Regions from separate parts of the Mus musculus genome. Here region 1 is linked to region 2. The links are chromatin loops, found by intact Hi-C in ENCODE. Cell type or tissue: left cerebral cortex. All regions are shown on one strand.

The links. A loop is a pair of places that touch in the nucleus more often than their neighbours do. Peaks named below come from ENCODE experiments on the same cell type or tissue, not always from the same donor. Only the 100,000 strongest peaks of a DNase experiment are listed, where the experiment ranks them.
Region 1: a loop joins it to region 2, with 5 times the contacts of the local background. A loop is called at or near these places in 17 of 42 quality-filtered maps.

The regions. Positions count from the first base shown.
Region 1 is chr3:33,307,069-33,309,568 of GRCm38, reverse strand. No RefSeq gene overlaps it. Among named protein-coding and RNA genes, the nearest start is that of Gm24780, 85 kb to the left of the region's middle. In left cerebral cortex, a CTCF peak has its summit at 1,235 (motif pointing left); a DNase peak (open chromatin) is centred at 1,098; H3K27ac peaks cover 640 bases.
Region 2 is chr3:33,790,149-33,792,648 of GRCm38, reverse strand. No RefSeq gene overlaps it. Among named protein-coding and RNA genes, the nearest start is that of Ttc14, 8.8 kb to the left of the region's middle. In left cerebral cortex, a CTCF peak has its summit at 1,463; a DNase peak (open chromatin) is centred at 1,455.

The sequences.
Region 1 (2,500 bases), 480 kb after region 2:
AAAAGGGCAGGTGTATTGCAGTTCTGATCCATGTTAGGGCCTCTCCACTCCCTGTTCTCACCACTCACAGCGATGAGTCTGCTAACAAGGCAGGCATTTGCCCAGCAGGAAACAAAGCTTTCTCTTCAGATTGCAAAGTGGGTCCATCTTGTTCTTGAAACTCCTTCCTGTCCTACCCTGTCTGCCCCTTCCTTCTTTAAGCTTCCTTGGGAACATGGTCTTTTCTCTGCTTCCACACCTGGTCCCCAGTTTCCCTGTGATAGCTTCATTGCCTTCAAAGTCAAGCACGTTGCCCAAACCTGTGTCTTCCTGGTTATAAACACTAAAGGGGGCCAGAGACAGCATTTATTCAAAGTTGTCTGCATCTGCATGAAGTGGACTCCGAGGGTTTAAAGCAGAGCACACGGGGTTGGGAGAGATGGTGTGTGTGTGTGGGGGGGGGGGGGGGGGAGTGGGAAAGATTTCCACAAAATGCACCAAATTCATATGCGAAATTCTCAAACAGTAAGTTTAAGAATAAAGTTTCCCACCTAGCTCCTACTGCCCACTTTGGTAAAATGTTTTGGAGACAATATTCTACACATTTATTTTCCTAAGCACTACTCCAGAAGTCTTGTTGTAAAGGGCTGACAGACAGATAAGCTAATCGTACTGAAGTCTGATTTTTATTTCACCATAACAACGAATCAAAAATGTTATATTTGTCATGATTATAATTTAAAATGTTTCAGAAAAAGTAATACACTAATTACTGCACGCTCACAGGCTAGACGTAGATGGCATTAGAACCAGACTTACCAACACCTAGATTCTGTTGATGGCAGCATTTCTAGATACACATTAGAATGTGGCATATCAGGACCCACCCCAGACCTCCTGGGCCAAATTGCTCATCACTTGTGGGTGTCAAAGTCTCGAAACAAGTGTTTTTAACACACTCGTGTTTAGAATGCAGCATGCAGATGTGCATGCAATCACTCTTCAGCAGTTTTTGAAATGGTAGGAAGAGGAAGCATTTGAGCCTCCAACAGAATGATGTCACCACTTAGTGGTCTTGTGACTTTGGTAAGTTGCATAACCGGCTCTAAGCCTGGAAGTATTCAGCTATATAGAAAGAGATTAGGTTACAGTTTCTCAGAGTGGCACCAAAGAAATGCCAAGGCCAACTAGGCGTAGGAAGGGGAAGTGGGTGTTGAATGGGGTCAGCCAGAATAAAGGGGTGACAGGATAGAGAGTATGCCACCTGCTGGCAGAAGTGTGTACTTGCAAGAGTTGATTGACATTCAGAAAAGATGATTTGCTTTTTCTTTTGAATTTTGTTTTTATCATCTTTTTGCCTTTACATTACTAACATCTAGGGGACTAGTGGTACACTACAGGACAAGCACAGCCATGAACAAACAAACACACAAGCTAATGAAAAAGTTCTTATGAAAAAAACAAACTTACAAAAACATATGTAACATCTCTGACAGTGACTCTGGTGTCAAATGAATTGATGTTTTCTTCTATTATAAGTCCATAAGTTTTGAAATTCAAGCTTTCTATATGCTAATGACTTTTTAAAAATTAATAGAGAATATTATCTTTTTGAGGCAGAATAATGGTTTAATCAAAATGTTCCTGATTTCTTTGATTTATTGATATAATTTCAAAAGTGAAGGAAGGAATGAGGAATTCATCTATTTTAATATTGATTGGATAGAACAAAAATGTAAAACTTATTATATTAGGGAGGTTGTTTGAGCAGGTTTCTAGACAGACAGGTTTCCTTGAGTGACTCCTTTATCCAAAAGTGGGCATTACCAGTGTTTCTTTAGATGATGGCATTGCAGAAAGCATTCTGCAGGCAGCGTTGTATAGCAATGAGACAATGGCACTCATACATTTGTAGACTTATACTTTTTAAAACCTACTTTAATAAGGGTTCTTAAATGCTTTAACTTCCCTTTTAGCCCACCACGCGCCAGAAGTAGTGGAAAGGAAAGGATTATAGGGCAAAGTGGGATGTGGACTTGTTTAGAAATGGTTTTGGGGAAAGATTCCAATCTTCATTGTCAGGATATCAACAGCTCAGCTCACATGAATCAGCAACAGTAGCTAGATCCACTCACAAACACCACTCATGAACCAGTAATGGGAGTTCGATTCAGAAGAAACTGTGAGGCTCTACCAATCAACCCAAGTCCATGGAAGTGGCAAGAAGCTGCCAGAACGTGATGAGAAGTTCTTTGGTGAGTTTCTCTCTATGAAGTCAGTACAAACAATGATCAACAAAGAAGAAGGCAAGGTGAACCAATGCCACAGTGTCATCAGCCAAGACCACCAGCAGCAAAGCCTGAAAAGACCAGAAAAAGAGTGACAAGGTAACGCCCACAGCATGTTGGGTTATTACCAAACATCATGTGCCCACTCTAGCAAAATGTCACATGTCCTTTTTCCAAGCAGCATCCAGAAAAACATGTCTGTTCTCAGCAACCATCCTCCAATGTGTCTCTTT
Region 2 (2,500 bases):
GCCAGGCCTGTTGTTCACCAAGCTGGACTGGAGGGAGGGAAGCTTAGCTGGGTGTTTTTGAATGCAGCACAGGATCTTGGCAGGCTATGAGTGTGTTGGCAATGACACTGAGTTGGGTTTATTGTGGGTAGGGTATTTATGCTTCCAGGGAGGTGACCAGGGTCTTTGGGGTAAGATTTGTGTGAACTGTGTATCATTGACTATGGCAGGGCTGTTGGAAGATGCTTCATCTACATACTGAGGGACTGTAGGGTGTGTGTGTGTGTGTGTGTGTGTGTGTGTGTGTGTGTATGTGTGTGTGTGCATGTGCGCCCATGCACAAGGTCAAACAAGGAATGAGGCCTGATAACTGTCAGGGTAATAAATTCTTACTAGGGTTGATACTGGGGGAGCTGGCTTTATGGTGCTAGGTTGGGAGGGTGAGATAGCCAAATCCTGCTTTCCTCATATTTGAGGTATCTGAGGGTTGAAGCTTACTTGGCCTTTCCTTTGTAACCCTGGGCTATTACTGTTCCACCGGCATTAAGGAGAAATTAATAACCAAATGATAAAAACAACCTGAGGAAACTTAAATACGTATGAAGGAGTGAAAGAAGCAAATTTGAAAAGGCTACATACTGAATTATCCCAACTGATGTTAATCTCAAAAAAGAAAAACTACAGAGACAGTAAAGTTCTTTGGTTATCAGGACTTCTGTGGAAGGAAGAATAGACAAACTATAGAATATATATATATTTTTAAGGGCAATGAAATTGTCCCATAGGCTACTATGATGGTGTCATCTAATCTTTTGAGAGCTTGAAAAGGAAACAAGGCAGAGAAAAAAGGAATTTGTGTTTTTCCTTGCTTCAATGCTTGAACTGGGACATCTAATTTTATCTTCTTCTCCCCTCAGAGTAGAATTTAAATCAATGACTGCATATTCTCTAGCCTGTGGACTCTGACTAGCTTTCCTGGGTCTAGAGCTTGTAGATTTCATATTATAGGTTGTTCAATCCCTTTAACCTGTCATAGTTGTTTATCATGTGAGGCAGTTCTTCATTTTATATAGTATATATGAATAAGTGTGTGTATCTTATTCTGTTTCCCTGCTTCATTATATGTAAATGTTCAAAGATATGTCTGAATCTTTCTCCCAATAGTGGGTCATTTGACTTCATTGTCAAGAATAGGGTACAAGAGTTGAGAGTTTTGTTTGCTGCCATATAGGTTGTTGTGTAGTATCTGACACTCAATTCAAAGTTACCCTGGAGTGACTCAAGGAAGAGTGAGAAATACTAAGGAAAAAAAATTATTTAGTCACTTTGTTCATTATCAGCCTCAAACACTTATTGCCACTATTAGCAGAGTACCTCCAACTATAAGCCATGAGAAAAGGTTGACACAGCTTCATCCCAACAGTCCTTTTGAATGGATTCTAACAGTTTCAGGAAAGGAAATTTTGTTAGTTTAATCCACTTGAGGGTGCTATAAGATCACTATAGTATCAAACTGTGTTCATGTCCAAAATCACCTCACACAGCAACAAAGTCTATATTCAGTGGTAGGGATCTATGACTTATTTCAAGACAACTGTCTTTAACATTGTCTCTATCTTCTAGTGAGTGGCAAACATTTTGAAGATATTATTTTCATGAAAATAAGTTCATAATCTATTGATCTTTTGTCAATCATTGGTTACCTTGGGATTTTTGAAATTTTAGGGACATTTTTTCGTTTTTGTTTTTCCCTATAGTAATATTCACTGAATTTTGTTTTAATCAAGGCTAAATAACTCTGAACAGATCCAGAATATGCATAGCTTCAAGGAAAGGGGTCATTACATTGGAATATTTATATCATGACTTATAGATAATATATATAACACTCCTGGAGAGGCACAGTGTACAGCATTTCTGAAGATGTACAGTGCTTGGCCATATGAAGTGACTCTCTGTAGCCTTTTACAACATAATCCTTGTATGATATTTATGGTACTCTTGGAGATGTACAGTACTTGACTGTATGAAGTGACCACCTAAAGTTTCAGGCTCAGCCAGTATCTCTTCCATGTTTTTATTTGTTTATACAAAGGATTAGAAAAAAATGAAAGTACCTCAAAATACCTCTACCATAATTGTTGAGAGAAGTTGAAAGATATGTTCACTATTGATATGAATTAGGTTAGGTTAGTGTACTTTTTAAAATAAACTTGAGTGTGATTGTTCATAAACATATACACACATATAAATTCCCACATAGTAGATTCTTATGTTTATATTTTGTGGCAGTGTTTTAGAATACTATAACAGGGAACATGCGATGCTTTTAATAAGAGACATGAATAGTAAGATGATAAATAGAGTTCGTTGTCAGGACATTCTAGATTGCTTTGGTGAGCATTTTAAATTCAAATTATACATGTCTCTAGAATCAGAATAATTGATCATCTTTTAGTTACCAAATAGTAATTTTTGAATTTTATTGTTGGAAGCACCAAAAGAAAATGTCAGGAATTAA